Regions from separate parts of the Homo sapiens genome. Here region 1 is linked to region 2. A link is an interaction called in ENCODE POLR2A ChIA-PET data of the cell type or tissue named here. Cell type or tissue: IMR-90. All regions are shown on one strand. Each heading gives the region's core, and the rest is flanking DNA. Links, peaks and the distances in the headings are about the cores only. Region 1 overlaps AP4E1 (adaptor related protein complex 4 subunit epsilon 1). Region 2 overlaps MIR4713HG (MIR4713 host gene).

Region 1 (5,000 bases), core at 1-5,000, 200 kb after region 2:
AATTTTTAAAAGAATTTAAATATAAATATAAATACAAATACAGATGTCATCTATTCTCATTCTCTACCCTCAAGCTTTGGTGGTAGAGTTAAAGCAACTGGGAAGGGTTTGGTCTGTTTTTTTAAGTTCCACAGATGATTCTTTTTTTTTGAGATGGAGTCTCACTCTGTCACCCAGGCTAGAGTGCAATGGTGCAATCTTGGCTCACTGCAACCTCCGTCTCCCAGGTTCAAGCAATTCTCCTGCCTCAGCCTCCTGAGTAGCTGGGATTACAGGTGCGTACCACCATGCCCAGCTAATTTTTGTATTTTTAGTAGAGACAGGGCTTCACCATGTTGGTCAGGCTGGTCTCAAACTCCTGACCTCGTGATCCACCCACCTCAGCCTCCCAAAGTGCTGGGATTACAGGCATAAGCCACCGCACCTGGCCCCACAGGTGATTCTAAAGCACATCTAGTATCAGGAATTTTTGCTCTGGTCAGTGGCCCAGACAATATCCCATTCAACACATTCTAGCTCATAGAAGAAACTGGGCCAGTTTTGTGGAAGATAAATATACTAGTCAAATCTCATTATAAATCCACCAAGGACATCCATACAATAATGCAATTAAACATACTTCCAGCAATCACAATGGCAATCTGTTAGAGCTAGGGAAGAAAGAGAACTGATGTCTGAGCACTTGGTATATAAAAATAAATTGGTGAGAGAAAGAAGTAAGCAGTATACACATTTATTCTTCAATATCCTTACTCCTTAATCTTCTACTTTGCTAAATAATTTGAGAATTTCGTTTTAGTGTTTATGACAAAAGTGAAGGAGACATTTAAAGAGCACAGGAAAAGAGAACACAAAATATACACTGAAAATAAAACAATAATACCTTTAAATTTTACCTTGAAATTTTCTGCAGGAAAAATTTCTAAGTCAGCACTTTTCAATTCCAAACCACTCTTATTAGTGACTGACCAGACCATCAATAAACAATCATCTTTCCAAATTTTATAAGAAGACACTGATATAGTTTCATTATTACAGACTTCCATAGCATTTGAGTGTATGTATTCAGTAGTTTCTTCCAAAAAAGATGAAGCTAAAGAGCTTTCCTTGGCAACTGAGGCTGCAGTAGATTGAGGAGGGTGAAAAATTTCCATGTTGTTATTAGCAAACAATGAAGGTGTAGACAGACTACAATATGAGAATTTCTCAACCAAGGGCAGTTCTGTGAGTGACTCAGAATCCAAAAGTTCTGAAGTGAGAGAAAATTTCTTTAATTCCTTGTCTCCTGTATCGTGCAAAGTATTCGAATAATAATCATCTTCATATGCCACATTTGACAAAGAACTAAAGGAAGAACAGGTCATATTATGAGTACTGGTTGTTTCGCCACTTTTAGCTTCTTTGACTTTTGATTTCCTTCTGAACTTGTGAGAGACAGTATCTGCTTTTCCCAGCTGCAAAAATAAAACATAATAATATAAAAAGAAATCATTCTACTAGTCATGAGTTTTAAACATTCATCTATAATTTCAAATCAGCAATATAACAATTTGCTAAGGTTCTATCTATAAAGAATAAATTAGTAAAGAATCAGAGATAAATAACATGTTAAGCCCTAAAATCCTGACAGCTATATAACTTTGAACTATTAGCTAAATCTTATTTCTCATAAAAAACACATGGAATCCGAAGAAGAAATAAGGTCCAAAAGTCAGTCATGAACAAAAAACTTGTTAGATTTCAGAATACTAGAGTATAGAACTGAACAAATTAAAAAGCAGTGAGAAACTTCACCATTTTTTGAGTTGCCATAGTTGTTCTGTATAAGCCTAAGTTACTCTTGAATGCAGGGATGACCCAACCTCTGTTTTAGTCATCTATAATAATCATGATTTCATGGCCTGTAAGTTAGTAAGCAGAAAGAAAAACTGGTTTTACCTCAAGAATTAACTGGCAGTAGCTGACTGGAACACTCAGCAGGAAAGAACTCAATAACTGACTAGTGATGTTTGCCACACATTCAGGAGATAGAATGGCAAACTTGACATCGTTGGTCCAAACTTTCTGAAGAATGGTCTGTGAATCTATGTAAGAGGAGTGATGGTTCAAGTGTTCCCTTGCCTAGCAAAGTTCTATTTAGAATCAGTGCAGCAGACTGGCACTACTCTCCACCTCCACTCCCCCGGGGGGCTTTGACACTACACAGCATCCTTTACATGATTCTAGTTGACCAGAATTCTAGTTCCCTTTTCTTATCTTCTCTGTCACTCTCCTCAAGCCCCAACACCTTCTTCCAACTCTGAACAGATGATTTTTGTCTCTTACCTCCAAATTCAGAAGTCACCTAATAAGAACTAACATTTTATTAACACAAAAACAAGGGGGCACAAAAACTACTGTAGTTATTTTCGATAGTTACTAATAACTATCAAATAGTAGTTATTTTCAGTAGTAATGGGACTCAAGGTAGATGTGTATTAGAGGTCAGGCATGGTGACTCATATCTGTAATCCCAGCACATTGGGAGGCTGAAGCAGGCGGATCACTTGAGGCCAGGAGTTCAAGACCAGCTTGGCCAACATGGTGAAACCCCGTCTCTACTGAAAAAAAAAAAAAAAAAAAAATTAGCCAGGCGTGGTAGCGCATGCCTGTAATCCCAGCTACTCGGGAGACTGAGGCAGGAGAATTGCTTGAACTTGGGAGGCAGAGGTTGCAGTAAGCTGAGATCGTGACACTGCACTCCAACCTGGGTAACAGAGCAAGATTCTGTCTCAAAAAAAAAAAAAAAAAAAAAAAAAAGATGTATATTAGACTGCTTGTTACTGTCCCCCAAGTCACTGATGCTCTCTGTTCCTTTTTTCTTTTTTTGGTCTTTTCTGGTCTTTTTTTTTTTTGGTCTATGTTTCATTTTGGATAGTTTCTATTACTTTGTCTTCAAGTTTAATGATCTTTTCTTCTGCATTGTCAATCTGTTATTATTCAGAAGCTATACATGCCAGAAGACACCGTAGTGACATCTTTGTTAAAATGCTTGAAGAAAAGAAACAGTTTAGCACTGCATACTCAGAAAAAAATGTCTTAAAAATGAAGGTGAGGCCGGGCATGGCGGCTCACACCTGCAATCCCAACACTTTGGGAGGCCAAGGGAGGCGAATCACTTGAAGTCGGGAGTTTGAGACCAGCCTGGCCAACATGGTGAAACCCCATCTCTACTAAAAATATAAAAATGAGCTCGGCGTGGTGGCACATGCCTGTAATCCCAGCTACTGGGGAGACTGAGACAGGCGAATTGAGGCGGAGGTTGCAGTGAGCCAATATCATGCCACTGCGCTCCAGCCTGGGTAACAGAGTAAGACTCTGTTTCAAAAAAAAAAAAAAAAGAAGGTGAAATAAGCCAAGGGTGAAAAAAATAATAAACCTTGGCCTTTCTAAAGTGATATAAAAAATTAATTCAAAATGGATCACAGACCTAAAAATAAAAGCTAGTTAAAATGAAATACATCAATAGAGCCTTGATGTATGAAACTGAGAACGCTAAACGTAAGAAAAATCAGTAGGGAACAGGATTTCTGAAGAAAAACAGCCATCCAAAATGAGGCATGACACAGAAGGAGCACATTCAGTTAGTCCCAATCCTGTCTGCTTTGCCCCAGTATCAGAGGAAGGGTCGGGGCTGAGAAGTGAGAGGATACATGCTAATTTTATGTCATTGTTAACTGTTCCTCCTTCTTTATGCATCTAAGTTACAACACAATTCCTTACGGAATTCAGGGTCTCATAAAACAGAGAAATACACTCCTTTTTCTACTCTTCAGTGATAGCTGGGTGGGAATGAGGGGGAATTATAAGGGGTAAGTCAAAAAGGATTTAGCATCATTAACAGAAAAAACATCCTAATAATATTTCCGATTTCAAACTCACCACAAAAAATCTAATATCACCCTGAATGTTCTCCTAAGGAAAAAATCTAACTGAAAGCTATGCACTTGTTAAATAGGCAGGAATACTTCTATACCAGCAATGAGGTTCACAAACCAGGGCTCCATGAGCCTGGGTGTAATCTGACTTTGGTGTGCTCTTACCAAGCATTCCACTGGTACCCACCCTCTCATCACAGCCTGCCAGAACAACTCAAAAACCCAAGATCAGTCACTTTACTGCTGATCTGCAAATGTCAACTCGGAAAATATTAAGATACATTAGTTATTAATATTTTTAGGCTGAATCTGTTTTTTCTTAAGAGAAAATATCAAGTCTGACAGAAATGGGATCTAGACTGGTGAGTCTAGAAAAGAAAGAGACAAAGATAAAGAGTATATAGTATGGTATACCATCTGGCCTGGTACTGACAGGAATGAAGGGGAAATTTCACCATGGGAGGAGGAGGATGAAAGACCTGGGATGTCACTCTAATCAAAATTTTGTACAAGGTGGGTTCATTAGCCACCAAAAGGAGGATACATTACATGGTATTCTCAGATGCTCAAAAACAGCACCTGTCCTTCACTCCAACTTGTCATTCTTTTACTATGAAAATAATTTCTCAGTATAAAAAGTTTAAAAATCATAATCTTAATATCTGAATATAATTATCATTTTTGTATAATTCCTTTCAGCCTTAGGTATAAACAAGGCATAAATAAAACTTTATACTCTGTACTTTTTGTTTAATATATCATTTAAGTATTTTTTCATTTTACAAAGCAATATTATTGATCATTCTTAGAGCTGAATAATGTTCTGGGAGAATAGAATTTATGTAATACAATTTTGAGGAGTACTTTTTACAAAGATATATCAATACTGTTGAACGATTATTATTCATCCCCCTTCCCTTTGAGAACTGCCCCGTCCACCCACAGGGGTGAGAGTGGCTGTGGTCATACCTGTAACCTTATTTGGAGCCTGACCCTTGTCCACTGACTGGGCTACAGAGAACACCTGACTCAAGTTGAGCCAACTGCATTTTCTCTTTCAGGAATATAAAAAGCTGTGTCATT
Region 2 (16,818 bases), core at 7,348-12,347:
TCTAATCTCTGCCTCTGTGGTCACATTGCCTCCTCCTCTTCTGTCTGTATCTTTCCCTCTTCTGTCTCAAATTTCCCTCCACCTTCTCTTCTAAGGACACAGCATTTGATATAGGGCTCACCCAAGTATTCTAGGTTGATTTTATCTCAAGGCTTTTAATCTACATCTGCAAAGATCCTTTTGTCCAAATCAGGTCAGATTCATGGGTTCAAGGATTTGGATGTAAACTTATCTTTTGGGGGCCCCCATTTGACCCACTGCACCCCCAGAATAGACTGGCACTTCTCAATTTTTAGAGCAGTAATGTCTAAGCATTAATGTGTGAATCACCTAGTGATTTTGATACAATTCAAGTTCTGACTCTGGGTGTGAGTAGCGCCTGAGGTTCTGCATTTCTAACAAGCTCCCAGGTCACACTGATGCTGAGGTAGGTGGCCCACATTTTGAGTAGCAAGGTGAGCCAAAATGTGTAGCTGTGTGATCCCCAGAGCAGTCGCAGCAGCACCGCCTGGGAGTTTGTTGTAATAGGAATGCCCAGGCCCCACCTGGACCTGCTGAGTCCAAATCTGCACTGCAACAAGATCCTCATGCGCTCTGGTTGCATGTTAAAGGCTGAGAAGCGCTGATCTAGTCTAGAAGGTTTTTTTATCTTCATGCTTTATACCCAAGACCCCTCTTGATCACATTCTGCACCCTATCTTCGTGGAGTCTTCAGCCTTATTGGGGCAGGTCTTCTGCAGCCCTGCACAGATTATAACTCCTCTATGCCCCTAAGTGGAAGCACTTGGAAGACAATTAACGTCTTCCCTTGCACACTGTTCTATTGCATAAATGTCCCCAACCTACACCCCAACCCAAGTAGCCATGTGTCCCAAGACTGTTAAGTCCATCAAGCCACAACAGCTGTGACAAATATGGAAGCTACCAAACAGGATTTTATCCTGCTCAAATAAATCACTAGAAAATTATCACTGTAATCCTGGTTTTTTTTTTTTTTTTTTTTTTGATACAGTGATCAACTAAAAGTGCTTTTTCCAGCCGGGCATGGTGGCTCGCGCCTATAATCCCAGCACTTTGGGAGGCCGAAGCGGGCAGATCACCTGAGGTCAGCAGTTCAAGACCAGCCTGGCCAACACGGTGAAACCCCATCTCTACTAAAAATACAAAAATTAGCCGGATGTGGTGGCAGGTGCCTGTAATCCCAGCTACACGGGAGGCTGAGGCAGGAGAATTGCTTGAACCTGGGAGGCAGAGGTTGCAGTGAGCTGCGATTGCACCACCGCACTCCAGCCTGGGTGAGACTCTGTCTCAAAAAAAAAAAAGTGCTTTTTCCACTCTTCTGAAGTTCCCATCAAACTCTTTACTCATAAGGATTCAAACTATGAAAATGTGTCTCTTCTTTCATCCCAGTGAATTAAGAATGGATATTACCATAATTAAAATCTTCTGTTAGGTATCTGACATCATTACTCATGTGGTTTCTTTGTTCATAGAATTTCCTCTGGAGGAGACCCTCCTGCCACCCTACCTCCTATTATATAGGAGATACATAATCAGGAAAAGTTTGAACTTGGTCTACTTAGAATTAAATTCTACTGTTTACCAGCTGTGTGTCCTGGGGCAAGTTGCTTAACCTCCTACAGCCTAGTTTTACTCATCTGTGAAACACATGCCCCACAGGATTCTTCCATTAGGCAGATCTTGAGTATTAGAACCCAGCATGTAAGGGGCAGCAACGATGTTCAGAGAATGTCTGTTTCCTTTCTTTGCTCTTCCTTTGGTCCTCTTCTCTTCACGTGGCTCTTAGGAAAATGAATACGCCAATTACATATTTTTGTTTTCTTCCTCCTCCTCCTTCTCCCTGGCCTAGAGGTCTTTCAAATCATTCATTTTGAAGAGAAGACTGTTCCTGATCTGGTCTTTAAAAGTGCATGTATACTTTTCTCCACATCAAAAGAAAACTATGTCAACTGAAAAAAAAAAAAAACTTTGAAACCAGTTTTATAAGTTGTCAGAATGAATTTGGGAATTTTCTACTGCTTAAATAACTCCATCTTATAGCAGAAATAATTTATTTTTGACCTATTAATCATTTATTTCTTCAACAAACATTTATTGCCACATACTATGTGCTGGACCTTGTTCTTAGTGCCTATAACTTTGCACTCTATATGTCAAAACAGAACTAACAAATAAGGTAACAAATAATGAAACACATCATTTCAGATAGTGGCAAGGGCTATGAAGCAAATAAACTGGGTAATGAGATAGTAATGGGGGACGGGGCTCTATTTTGGAATTAGATGCTCAGGTAAGGCCTCCCTGACATATTGAAGTTAAGATCAAACTGACAAAGAATAACCAGTCAAGATCTAGAGAAGAAAGTTCCAGGTGGAGGGAACAGCAAGTGAGAAGGCTCTCATGTGAGATCAAGCTTGGAATATTTAAGGGTGTATATTTGAGACGGAATATTTGACACAGGCAGAGTGGCTGCAGTGTCATGATCAGAGGGAACATGAAACAAGGTGAAGCTGGCAAGATGGACAACCACACTGGGCCGTGAGGGTCTCAGAAGGAAGCTGGATTTTAAATAGAAAGAGTTGCTGGATCTGGCTCATTCTAGCTCATGAGAGCCACTTGTTAAGTTTTCAGGGTTTTAAGAGCTGATTAATGTCAAATTGATAGCTTGAAATTGGCCATAGTGGGAGTATTTACACCATGATAATTGGCAAATACAACAAACCCAGGTTCTTCTCCCAGATCTCTCCTCCAAGAGAGCCAGTTGTTAAACACTTACCAGAACACCGCTGGTGTATGTGCCATTTAAGTGCAGTCGGAACTCACTAGAGGGTTTAAGCCGGAGGATGTTATGACCTAATATGTTTTAAAATAATCCCTCTGGCTGCTGCACGGAGAATGGCTCCTGGAGGATGAGAGGACAGCTGGGGCGGGTGTGGGAGGGGCAATAAGAGAGACTTGAACAAAGCTTTTCTGACTTGAAGTCCTGTGTTCATTTTACTATCACACAAGACAGACATAACTGATGCCCGCACTTAGTATTCTTTTCCTCTTTAAACTTTTGCTCTATAACCAGCTTTCTTCCTCACTTAAAATTACCATCAGACCAGACTTCACATCTGAATGTCTCAAATGAGTCAGAGCTTCAAAGACCCTCATACAGATTCTGGAAATAAAAATGACTAAGTTTCTTTAGGATGAAAGAACGGCACCTTTTCTTCTTGGAAATTAATCATATCTCAGGGTCTCGGGGAAATTCTTTATATGATTTTACTACGTTCATAGCTTAATGGAAATTTCTGGCTAGAGTGGGCACAATCCACCATCTACAAACCCTGAGGTATTAGAAGTTAAGAACGTTTTGTGTATGGCCACACAGCTATTTAGGGCAATATGAGGACTGGAAGCTCGGCCTCCCTATTCTCAGTCCAGGCTGTGCTCAGTAAAGTCTAGCTTTCCCTGCCAGGAAGCTCAGGCTACTGGCTGCCAGCTGTAGGGCTGTTTGCTGCCTCTGCAGTGGTGCCACCACCCCAGGGATGGGGTTTAAATCTCAGTTCAGCCCTGGAGGCCGCCTCCCAGCAGAGGGCCCTGCCAGCCTGGTTCTGGCCCTCTCTCCTGAACCATAAAGCAAGACCGTATCTCAGCCTGCCTGTGCAAGGCAAGGCAGAAATGGCAAAAGATGCCTTGCCCATTGATGAATGAAGCTGATTTTTTCAGCACTTCCCTCCTCTGAGGTCTGGACGTGGGCCAGCCTTGGTCTAGTTGGCCTATATTAAAGTTACTTTTTTTTTTCCTGATGAACTATGGTTCTATTCATTAGGGGGGAAATTGGAGGAAATGAATTGGTACATAAGTTTTCAAGTCATCCTTGTGTTTCTAAGGGACTGGCATCGAGCTCTCAGTAATAACACAGTCGTGAGATGCACAGATGGGAAGACGTAACCCTCTTTTTTTTTCCCTTTCTAAAAACTTTTTAATTGTGACAAAATATACATAACATAAAATGTACCATCTTAACCATTTTTTATACAGCTCAGTGGTACTTGTACATTCACCTTGTTGTATACCACTCACAGCAGAACTTTTTCATCTTGCAAAACTAAAATTCTGTACCCAGCAAACATTTTCATTTTTCCTTCCTCCCAAACCCCTGACAACCACCATTCTATTTTCTGTCTCTATGAATTTCATGACTCCAGATACCTCACGTAAGTATAATCACATAGGATTTGTCCTTATTGGCTTATTTCACTTAGCACAATGTCCTCAAGTTTCATCCATGTTGTGACATGTGTCCAAATAGCCTTTCTTTTTAAGGCTGAATAATGTTTCATTGTATACATATACTACATTTTATTATCCATTGATCTGTCTATATGCACTTGGGCTATTGTGAATAATGCTGCTACAAACTTTCATGTACAAACATCTCTTCAAGTCCCTGCTTTCAGTTATTTTAGATATATAGCCAGAAGTGGAATTGCCAGATCATACACTAATTCTCTTTTTCATTTTTTTTTGAGGAACTACCATACTGTTTTCCATAATGGCTATACCAATTTATATTCCCACCAACAGTGCAATTTTCTGTTTGTTTTTGTTTTCTTAAATAGTAGCCAGCCTGATGGGTGTGAGGTGGTTGAAAATTGACTTTTTTCTTTTTTTAAGAGACGAGGGCTCGCTCTGACACCCAGTCTGGACTGCAGTGGTGCAGTCATAGTTCACTGCAGCCACAAACTCCTGGGCTCAAGCTATTCTCCCACCTCAGCCTCCCAAGTAGCTAGAAATACAGGTACGAGTCACCATGTCCAGCTAATTTAAAAAAAAATTGTACAGACAGTGTCTCCTGTTGCCCAGGCTGATCTAGATAGTGGTAGCTATGCCCAGCAGCCAGACTAGGCAAGAAGCTGGTGAGATGTCCCTGTTATAGCCAAACCCTTGCCTTCCTTAGCTGGACTCCTCAGACCTGGCTACACAGCCTGGCTTCTGTCTCTCTTGTCCAAACAACTGATCCTGTAGCCTCAACTTGGGCTTGAAAAGCTACTTCCCACAGCCACTGTCAGGACTCCATCTTTTACCCCACATCCTTTAAATGCTGGGGATTAACCACAGCTCTAAATAGTTTGTTGTCCCAGAAGCCAAGTTCATTTACATTTATTTTAAGTAAGAAATTCTTTATGAGTGGTGTACATATATTGTGTGGTTTCTTGGAAAATGCAATATGTCTGCAAAGTAATTTTGTTATCATCTGGCTAAAACCCTTTATTTGTTAACCCATGGTCTTAAATAACTTGTTTCAGTTCATATTACTGAGGTACCATTTATAGAGACAAAGTGGAGCCAACAGTTGAGGGTGTTTTGCTGTGATTGAGGGATGGATTAGGAAAGGTGCCCTGAACCTGGCCACAAATGCAGGTGCAGGTGCAAATGCATAGACCCTGGGAAGCACAGGGAAGATTATAAAGTGAGAGGAAGCCCTGTTTCAAGTGCCCAGCTCACACTCTTGCCCGTTCCTGTCTCTGGCCCCTCTGCCACTGGCTCTCCCCTCTCTACCCCCAGTTCCTAGATCTGTGATCTGTGCCTCCATCATCCCTTACCTCTCCTCCAGATTTGTCTCTTCCCATGGTTTAGACAGGGCAGCAGATGCGGAATGACCATGGTGGGGAAAATGGCTGGATGAAGCTGGAGGATGTGGGCTGAAGAAACTGGAGGGCATGTCACATAGGGAAAGCAGGTGAGAGGAAGAAAGTGGGTTACATGATGGGACAGAGGAGGGACAAGAAACTAAAGTAGATTCACACCAGGACCCTCTGAAGCATGTGTGCCAGAGACTTGGCATGTTGGCCAGAACTTCTAGACCACTGGATCGTCTGCACGACACAGACAAACCCATGGAAGCCAGATCCTAAACCACAGGGCTGCCCCAACATCAAAGGCAAAATGGCATTATTTAGGAGCCCAGTTATCCTTGGAGGTCTCAGCTAGATTTTGAAACATATATATAAAGTTTTCCAATTATTTGCTTCACATAATTTTTCACTGGCTGTCTTACCTACACCTGAATTGACATAGTATAATCCTAAAATTATGTTGTTAGTTTACACATATCTAAAAGATTCCACTACAATTCTTTCCGTAAGTCTCAAATGATTAAATGTAATCATTAATGTAATATGATCATTACATATCACTGTAATGATAAAGTTTATTAATGTGTATCAAAGGTTCCCACCAGCTACCCGGCCTCACATTCTTTCAGGAGGGTTGATTATTGTCTTCCCAGGGTGCTGGACATGGTACCTGGATGATATCTCTGTTGTAGTTAATCCTCTAATGCTTGGCTGGTATCTATAATTTTGGTGCTTTACAATAAAGAAACGTGTGTCCCTGTTCGCTATGCTGAGGAAGACTCCTATCTAAGGCTGTGTCTCCAGCTACCTGGGACTAGTGCTGCTCAGTTCCTATGCTGCAGCTACTGGTACCGCAAATCCCTCGCCGTGGTGCAATCACACTTGATCCACATGTGACCCACGTGTGAAATGAATTTTATTACATATGATTTCGGAGTTGAGCTAAGTGCGAGGTGTGATGTGGTATAGTGTTTAGGGGTTGTGACTCCTAAGAGGAAGGGGCAGGAACACAGGGCAGCTATGCCAAGGACACCCAGGGGACATGCAGGAACTTCGTCTTTGATTAAAAAAAAAAAAAGCGAGCCTGATCAGGACAGCAAGGACTCTTTTCAAATTGTGACCCAGGTGACTAAATGAATAGAGTCACAACTATGTGTGCCTTTGGAAACCCTCTGAGACAACCTCATCATGTAGTTGTAACTACACTGTGACTACACTTTAATTTCATCATAACTTTCACTGTCTTTAGCCGTGTTTGGGGTCCTTGATTACTTTAATAAAGGCAGTAGTAGCATGAAGCACACTGTGAACACAGGAAGTTAGGAAATCATTGGCTCACATGGAGCCTTTTAGGCCAGTGGCCTCTGCCGTGCACAGCCCAACACTATTTCTTATTCATCTCTCTTCAAAATTGTCCACTGAAGGCAATTCCAAAAAAAAAAAAAAAAAAAAAGCCATTCCAAAATTCTTCCAAGCAGTGGCAGCATCATTAGAATAACAGTATGATCCCTAAATTTAACGTAGAAGTTCTGGTATGTCTACTGAAAACCAATATTATTCCATTAAAATCACACTTCATTCAGGGGGTTAGGACTGTCTTTTCCTTCATATTTTCAGGGTGTTTCCAAACAAGAGGATCATTTTGAAGCCAGATTGCTAATGTACCTAAAACATTAAATATAATGTGAAATCCTTATTTTCTAATTTAAAAAATGTAATTCACTTTGTAGCTGAAATCAAAACAGAAACGGATGAAATGCAGTTATTAAAATTCAAAGCTGAAAATAAGTGGAAAATAGGAAAGATAGGTGATGAGTTGACTACTGTCCCATAAGAGACAGCCCCTGTTTGTGGCCATTTCTGGACATGTTTTTCTCAATAAAGTAACATGGATGTGGGCTTTTAGGGTGAGTAAAGTACAGTTTTATAAAAATTTTGTAATGTGCTAGTGTTCCCGTACTTTTTACTGTCTGGTATCCTAAGCATGAAGCATGTCCAAGTTTAAAGTAGGAAAACAATAGTCCTAGTGATGCCGAGAAACTCAATTATTCCTCAGAATGCCATGGTCATCTGCACACAAAATGTACCTTTAATGTGACTGTGTAATTTGTAAAGTTGACAAATAAAGTGCTATGAATACTCCTCTCCTCTTTGTGGAAACTGTCTATTTGTTAAAAATTGTTATCCCCACTGATGTCCTTCATCTCCAGAGAATACAGAAGTAAGAGTGGCTTAGACCAGGTCTTCTCAAAGTGTACCCATAGGCTGGGGCTAGTCTGCAAACTGTTTGAGGGTTCCTGGTGAGATAAACATAGATACAAAATCGGTGTCTAGAAAATTTACAGCAATTTGACAACAGCCACATCATTAAGCACATCACCAGAGGATTTGCCTCATGAAAAAGAGTAGAGGCTGGGCATGGTGGCTCACACCTCTAATCCCAGCACTTTGGGAGGCCAAGCCAGGGGTGGATCACTTGAGGTCAGGAGTTTGAGACCATCCTAGCCAACATGGTGAAGCCCCAACCCTACTAAAAGTACCAAAATTAGCTGGACTGGTGGCATATGCCTGTAATCCCAGTTACTTGGGAGGCTGAGGCAGGAGAATCGCTTGCACCTGGGAGGTGAAGGTTGTAGTGAGCTGAGATCACACCACTGCACTCTAGCCTGGGTGACAGAACAAGACTCTGTCGAAAAGAAAGAAAAAAGAAAAGAAAAGAGAGAGAGAGAGAGAGAGAGAAAGAAAGAAAGAAAGAAAGAGAAAGAAAGAAAGAGAGAGAGAAAGGGAAAGAAAGAGAAAAACAGAGAGAAAAGAAAGAAGGAAAGAAAGAGAAAGAAAGAAAGAAAGAAGGAGAAAGAAAGAAAGAAAAAGGGAAGGGAAGGAAGAGTAGAGACTAGTTTTGGTGGTCTTCATTTCATTTTCTAATAATTTATTTTTATCGCATTTTTTAAAGTGTCAGTCCCTATGGGTTGAAAACTAAGAAAAATAATTTGTCCTTCACCCCAGGAACCCTGCCTTAGGCTCTGCTGAGGCTGAATATATGTGTATATATGGGTGCCCCAAAATAAATACAAAAATTCTCTGGAAAGTCTTGTTTCTTTAGAAAACACCAGGGTTGAACATGAGGTCACATTAATAGCAATAGTCACGTACGGCTGGCTGTACCTCCCACCCCTGCTGGCACAGGAACTCCGACCCCTACAACATTTCCCTTGGGAATTTCTGGGCTCCTCAGGCATCCATTCCTGGACCACAACAACTTTATGTGCCTCCCCAGAGTTCCTCCGCTCCAGCTTTTCTGGGAACTTCAGCCATTTGCTCAACAGAAAGTGCCGGCAGCTCCCTTCCCCTCATTTCTTGATAGCTCTCGCTGTCTCAGCTGTCCTGGGTTTGGACTTGTCAGGAAGTGAGAGGCAAACTGGCCTCAAGACCAAGAAGCACAGGCTAGTTTCTTTCTGAACCATAAGATTCCCATTCTTAGTGAACAGGGCCTGGGGACCTCATACAAAGCTGGCTCAGGTTGGGGGTCAGGGTGGGCAGCTGGAGTTAGCAAGTTGTCTGGCCACAGGGGGATGCAGGTGAGCAGGGCTGGAGATGTGGTATGGGCACTGGGGAAGACCTTTGGGGAGAGAATGTGAGATCCAGCGAGGAGACCTGCTTAGAGGAATCTTTAAAGAGCTTACAGGTAGAGATTTCAGATCGAAGGACCATTAGACGTCATGTAGTCTAATGCCTCCTTTTACAAATTAGGACACAGCTTCAGACAGGATACCTGCCGCTGGAGTAGGTGACCCTTGGACAAGAACCCAGAGCCCCCTGAATGGTGTTCCAATGCTTTTAAAGATGATCTCTAATTCCCCACCGTCCTCCCCCAAGCCCCACTGTTTCCACCCCACATCCAGTGACTACACAAACTAGCTTTGCCAGGAGAGCAACCAATTTTAACCAGCCCATCCTAAGACATTCCTATATGTCAGAGCCCAGGTCCCAGTTTGGGGTTATGGCAATTCACCACTCCCCTACAATTACGGAAGCCCAAGCAGCAGCCGGGGTTTCACTCAGCCTCGCTCTCTTTTCCAGGGTGCTCTTGCAAGGAGTCGGGAGAGAGCCCTGCTATGCTCACATCCGCCAGCAGGGGGCAGATAGGGAAAAGGTTTACCGGCTTTGAAGCCGGGCAGCTCCCGGTAGAGGGGAGCCTGCCTGCCTTGGTTTCTAGCAGGGCTGCTCACTGAACTGGGCTGCCTGCCAGGGGCCAGCAGTAAAAAGCCAGTCAGGTTGGTATTACTGTCTGGTAAAATGAAAATACCCCTAAATGCTCATTTGCTCCATCATTTCAGATTCCCTAGTGGCTGGCTCCAATCCGGGCACTTGAGTTTACATCATAACCTGGTCGCTGAAGAGCTGTGACCTTGGGGAAGTTACTCTGTGGTTTCCACATTTGAAAAAGCGGAGAACCATAGTGCCCACCTACTGGGGTTGTTGGGTGAAACAAATTAGAAATTTCCTGCTATGTAGTAAGTACTCAATACATATTAGCCAGCAATAATACGTGATTTTACTTTTAACTCATCCTTTAAACAAGTATTTATTGAGCATCTACTATGCTTAAGGCCCTGACCCAAACAAGCGTTTAGAAGACAGAAAAATTAATAAGACGCTCCTTCAAAAATGTTACAATTATTTTCTATCATTTATCTATTATCAACACTGTAATCTCTTATTTCTTTGATTGCCCCTGTTATGAGGAAGCTCAGCACCAAAGCTGAAGGCCTATCTTTGCTGCTCTTTTGATCCTCAGGACCAGCGGCTCTACATGCTTCTTTTCTGTTGGTTCTCGTATTCCATTCTATTTTATTTATTAAGTCACTGCATACATCTCTTGCCTGACCTGCTCCATGCCGGGGTCTGGGCTTGCTGCCTTACTGATGGGAGTCAGAGCGGAGCACTTTGGGGAAAGGAAGGCCACTAACGGGTCTGGGCTTGCTGCCTTACTGATGGGAGTCAGAGCGGAGCACTTTGGGGAAAGGAAGTCCACTAACCCCCCTCCCCCACCTCCCCCCCAACCACCGGCAAAAAAAAAAAAAAAAAAAAAAAAAAAATATTTACAGGTAAGGAAGTGACTAACGAGGCCTGAGGGGATGAGAGACGGAGGAGAAACAGCAACAATGAAAACACCTCTGAGAAAGACAGGATCGGAGACTCTGGGGAAAGAAAGAAAACACAGTGAAAGTAAAGACCTTGCCAAGGGCCAGCCCATCATGCGGGCAGAGAAGAAAAGAAAGGGACAAAAGAAAGGGACGATGTGGAAGTGTGAGCTGAAAAGCACAGGTTCAGAAATAAGTTGCTTTTAGTATCCATTTCAGGAGCAGAGCAAGGGACAGCGAGGCCAACTAGCGATAGATTTCCCATCAAGAGACAGAGAAGGGCAGGGGGTAGAAATCACTGTTTCCGGAGTGGAAAAACACAACTGAGTGTCTGAAGGGAGAAAGTCACAGCGTCAGCTGGCTGGACAGCTGAGTGTCCAGGTTCACCGGCCAGCTCGGGCAGCTGCTTTCGTCCCCTCACCCCTGAGCCAGTCTGTAGCCAGGATGTAAATAAGTCACCTGCATATGTTAAAAATATAACAGGACAGCCACTGGCCTTGCTCAGCAATGTTGAAGAATCCTGCAGATGGAATGGTGCACTTCAAGGAAGAGAAAGTACAAAAGAAAAATTGCTGATTATGGCAAAGGAGATAACAGGCTGATTCATCTGTTAAGCCTGGGTCAAGAAAATGTCTTGGCCAAACAACTGACCACTTTTCTTTTAAAGACTAAGAAGACCCCATAAAAATGTGCACCTCTGTTGGCCAAAAGGTATGTGCTGGAACCATACATTGGAAACTGCCCCCAATGTCTGCCAATTGCAGAATGGGTGAATACATTGTATTTTGAGACAGCAATGAGAATGACAAACTTCAACTACATACAACAATGTGGCTGAATCTCACAGCAGAACGTTTTGGTTTCTGTGCCCCCTCCCAATAATAAAGCAAGTTTCAAATATATACATAAAATTGTTTCAACATTTCTTTACGCCATATAAACTTGCAGTTGTTTTGACTTCTTTGAACCAGTTGTAACATCTTACCAGTTCCCTCGTTCAACTAGGGAGTTAAATAAAATCTTTGATATGTGTTCATTGTACATTTCCATGAGAACCATGATTTTACTTATTTAAAAAGACTATCCTCTATCACATGGGAAGAGGTCAGGTTCAGATGCGTGGCCCCTGGGTTTCCTGAGGAAGGCCCCCTCTTCACTGTACCATGATCTGCTGGCAGGAGGCCCAGTGGACCTCATAGGGCAGGCGTGAGGCCAGGGCCCAGGTTGGCCTTGTCCTCCGCTTCCTGGCCAGGGTTGGCATGGACAGCGGAAGGCAGAGTGGATTTTGGAAGGAACTCTGCCTGGCCCAAAGGCAATAAACAGTGAGCAGGGAAGGATTGTGGCAAGGCCAGAGCTGCGGGCCCCATCATGGGCTGCCCAGGGGCTGAGGGACCAAACTGGATTGCTGGAATTTGGTGGTGCAAAAAAAGAAAACAATGTGGCTAACTGGGGAGGCGCAAACACAGGATCCTGAAGGACTGAGGTTTAGGTTCTTCTTTCCCTGTCCCATCACGCCTGTACAGGAATTTCTTTTAAGAGAAGAAGTAGCTAGTGATGGCAGTCGTAATGGCTGGCATTTATTAAGCATTTGTTCTTTGCCAGGCAGGATGCCCAGGGAGCAGCATGTCCTGTCATTTCATTCCTCATTTATCACATGCTAAAGGCAACCGTATGAGGGGGTGCATGTTACTGCCTCTTTCTAGCTGGGAAGTGACAAGGAGCTGGGATTTAAACCCAGGCTAAGCCAATCAGCCCCACTGTGTGTGGAGCAGGCTGAGAGGCCTGATCCTAGATGCTAGGATGTGAGGGTGGATCTGACGTGCTGGCAGGACCTCCAGGCAGCACTGTCCAGCCAGAAGTTGAAATGTAGGGCTGATGCTAAGGAGAGGTCAAATATGTTATTCATTTAGCATATATTAATAGAGGTTCTCCTAGGAAAGGGAACTAGGTCCCTTTTCTAGTTCTGTGGTCTGGGCAAATTAACAAATTCCCCAAGTTTCATTTCTTCCTCTTTAAAATGTCAGTGATACCACAGTACCTATTTCCTGGGTTGGGAAAGGGCAGTGTGAAAATTAAGTAAGGTGATATACGTGAGGCTCTTGGTACCACCTCTGCCCTGAACATGTGATAAATGGCAGCTATTTTCATTGTTATTGTCCACGAGAGACTGCAGCTTCTGGTGGAGGATGCATTGAGTAAGTGCTTGTGGCTCTTGGGTTTTTTGATCAACAGAGCACTATTCATCATTATTATTTTCCCATGACCTAAAAAACACATTGTAACCCTCCCAAGGTGAAGTATAGAACGAAACTAAAAATAAGTCAAGTTATCATTAATTTACCAAAGCAAAAAGTAAGTATTTTACAATTCTTAACCACAGGAACAAAGATGCATAAGGAATCTCTTTCTTTCTTTCTTTCTTTCTTTCTTTCTTTCTTTCTTTTTTTTTTTTTTTTTTTTTTTGAGACAGGGTCTCTCTCTGTCACCCAGGCTGGAATACAGTGGCATGATGTTGGCTCACTGCAACCTCCACCTCCTGGGCTCAAGCAATTCTCCCACCTCAGCCTCCTCAGTAGCTGGGACCAGCAGGCCCAGCTAATTTTGTATTTTTTGTAGAGGCAGGGTTTCTCTATGTTGACCAGGCTGGTTGTGAACTCCTGGGCTAAAGCAATCCGCCCACCTTGGCCTCCCAAAGTGCTGAGATTACAGGTGTGAGCCACCATGCCTGCACAGGAATTTCTTTTAAGAGAAGAAGTAGCTAGTGATGGCAGTCGTAATGGCTGGCATTTATTAAGCATTTGTTCTCTGCCAGGCAGGATGCCCAGGGAGCAGCGTGTCCTGTCGTTTCATTCCTCATTTATCACATGCTAAAGGCAACCACATGAGGGGGTGCATGTTACTGCGTCTTTCTAGTTGGGAAGTGACAAGGAGCTGGATTTAAACCCAGGCTAAGCCAATCAGCCCCACTGTGTGTGGAGGAGGCTGAGAGGCCTGATCCTAGATGCTAGGATGTGAGGGTGGATCTGACATGCTGGCAGGACCTCGGGCAGCACTGTCCAGCCAGAAGTTGAAATGTAGGACTGATGATAAGGAGAGGTCAGACATGTTATTCATTTAGCATATATTAATGGAGGGCCTATTATGTGTCAGGCACTGTTCTAGGCTGAATAAAACAGGCAAAAATCCCTGCTTCCATAGGGCTATAATTTCAGTGGAGCATTTAGATACTAAACATCATAAATAAGTAAAACATATAGTATGTTAGCTAGGGATAAGATTGGTAGAGAAAATTAGAGAGAGAAAGGATACAGAGAGCCAGGGGTGGGGGTAGAGTGTGCAAGTGTACTTAGGGTGGTCAGGGAAGGCCTCATTTAGGGGCATTTGTGTAAAACCTGAAGGAGGTGAGGGAATAAGCCATGCAGCTCTTTGGGAGAAGAACATTCTGGATGGCGGGAACAGCGGTGCAAAGGCCCTAAGGTGAGAGGACACTTGTCATGTTTGAGGAGCAACAGGAAGCCATTGTGGCTGGACCAAAGTGGATGAGGGCACGCATGTTAGAGACGTGTTGGAGAGAGGCAGGAGGTGCAGACCCAGAGGGGCCTTCTATGCTGAGTGACTCGAAGGTGGTCCTGAGCAGACCAAATACACGGGCTGGCTTAGGTAAAAGAACTATTCTGGTCACTTCATGGACAATGAAGTCTAGTGGGGCAGGGGTGACGCAGGAAATCACTCAGCAGCCACTTACAGTAGCTCAGACAGGAGACGGTGGTAGTTGGAACAGAATGGCAAGGGCTTCGGGAGAAGTAATGAGATTCTGGGATTTGGGAGTCTTCAGAAACCTTTGAGACTATCCTTTGAGGGGTATTCCAACATGTGGCCTGATCCCAATAACCTTTCTTGGAAAGCCCTCTCCTGGTGTCTCCAGGATAATGGAACACATTACCCATGAAAAAGAAGCCTTTCTGGCCCCTACCACGTGTCCGGGCACCGGGCCAGCTTTTTCTCTATCCACCAGTGATTCTGGGCCCCTCTCTAAGACATGAACAGTGGCAGGTAATGAACATCGAAAGCCCCTTAACTTCCCCTCAGATTTTCCTCAGAAACAAAGCAAATGCCACCAGGAGCAATGTTCCAGTTTCTATTGTTGCTTTAAAAACACCCTAAAACTTTACGACATAAAGCACTATGTTCTTAAGCTCTCGGATTCTGTGGGTCAGTAACTCTGAGAGGGTACCATGGGGGTGGCTTGTCTCTGCCCCATTATGTCTGGACCCTCCACTGGGAAAGCTCAATGGCTGAGGGTGACTGACGGATGACAGGGGCTGGCATCACCTGGAGCTGTCCTTGCTCACGTTCTGGCTGTCGGCTGGGATCTCAGCTAGCTACTGGGCAGAACATCTACACTTGGCCTCTCCCTATGGTCTCCTTGTATAGGGTGGTGTGGGCTTCCTCCACGCCACAGTAGCTGGGTCTGGAAGGCCTGTGTTATGTGCATGAGACCTGACCCTGCAGCAGCCACCTGGCAAACAATGGAGATACCAGAAAACAAAGTTGCCATGCTGCAGATAGCAAGATGAGGAGGTGGAAAGTACTAGGGGCCCTGAATTAACCTGGGGCACTCTACCTCAAATTTCCTGTTTGGTGAAATCAAATACATTTTCTGTATTGCTTAAACCAGTTCAAGTTGGGGTTTTCTGTTATTGCCGCTAAAGGCAGCATAACTGATACAGCACTCTTGATCTGCCACGTCTCTGTGGCTGCATACTCCGGAGAAGGAAGCCAGGGTTGGAGCATCACCACCCACAACAACTGATGTCCTGCTGCCAGCAGACAGCTGCTGCTTCCTGGGGCAGCTGGGATCAGGGGTCCCTATGGTGGTTCATGCATGAGCTGTCAAGACATGATTCTCGGCATCTTCCCCCATAAAGGCAAGGAATCAATTCTTTGCAGTTCTCAAGAACTCACACCCAGGGAATGGAGGTGGGGGTGTGTGGGGAGTAGTTCTGATGTGTGGTAACTTGATGGTGGTGAAACAAAAAAATGGAAAATACTAGGAGGAGAAAACCGTTCAGACATGGCCCCATCACTCTAACTCCCAGGGAGTTGCTCACCTGAAGCCGTGCGTATGGTGAAAAAAGAGGCTGTTAGTGTCCCAGACACATCCCTCAGACCTTTCAGTGGACTTCAGCCAACTTCAAACTGTGTGTCTCTATGCCTGTGCCTGGGACTTTTTCCAAAACTGTGGAAAACCCCTCAACTCACATGCAACGAAAGCCAGAAGTGGGGGAGAATTAACACCCCTAGGGAGCAGACTTCTACCAATGCACCTGGAAGCTGCTGTATAAACACCCCCGTCCTCTCCCTCGGGTGGTAATATTCTGAGGTGTGTGTTTGATATTGGTTTCCAGAGCTTCCCCACAGGACTAAGCTCCATCTGCCTGCTATGAGAGCTGGTGGAACTGCATCCTTTGTTGGCTGCCTTCCTTCCTGAATCACTTCCCCATTTCCCCCTCCCCTACTGACATTCTCTGCCCCTCCCAGATAAATTGCCTATGCTCAAATCTGTCTCAGCATCTACTTCCGGGGGGGCCCAAACTAAGGCAGTGATCAAAAGGAGGTGGTTGGTTGAAGAAGATGGGAAAAGATTGACGATAATCTCTGCAGGATGAAGTGACAATCGAGCCACAGGGTTCTTTTACTAGGAAGCTCCAGAAGTCATGAAACCAGGGCTTTTTTTGACTTGCCAACTGGGAGATGAGCTTCCTAAATTTTCAAGGCCCGCTGGTAGCTCACGGGTATCTAGTTGTTGAGCCTTCTGTATGTACAGGGGCCAGGGCACCATTAATGCCATTCCGATTGGATCCAATCCCAACAGCACCCGTGAGCAGCATTTCACACTGATGATCTGCTCATCCGCTCATCTCCTATCTCCCTGCAGCTGAGGAAACCTCTCAGCAGTGATCAGCATCGAGAATGGATCTTCTTTTGTTCTTGTTCACTCAATGTGTTTATTTTCAAGATTGCAT

What was found. Peaks named below come from ENCODE experiments on the same cell type or tissue, not always from the same donor. Only the 100,000 strongest peaks of a DNase experiment are listed, where the experiment ranks them.
Region 1: POLR2A ChIA-PET joins it to region 2 with 5 read pairs; 1 of 35 experiments calls an interaction of 5 or more read pairs at or near these places.

Annotation. Positions count from the first base shown.
Region 1 is chr15:50,993,780-50,998,779 of GRCh38, reverse strand. It overlaps AP4E1 (adaptor related protein complex 4 subunit epsilon 1), which reads right to left. Exons shown (of 21, transcript NM_007347.5): 18 at 897-1,454. Among named protein-coding and RNA genes, the nearest start is that of MIR4713HG, 41 kb to the left of the region's middle. In IMR-90, for the core only: no CTCF peak of the experiment used is centred there; a DNase peak (open chromatin) is centred at 1,929.
Region 2 is chr15:51,185,823-51,202,640 of GRCh38, reverse strand. All of the region lies in intron 1 of MIR4713HG (MIR4713 host gene), which reads right to left. Among named protein-coding and RNA genes, the nearest start is that of MIR4713, 48 kb to the left of the region's middle. In IMR-90, for the core only: a CTCF peak has its summit at 9,780 (motif pointing right); a DNase peak (open chromatin) is centred at 9,800; H3K27me3 peaks cover 1,307 bases.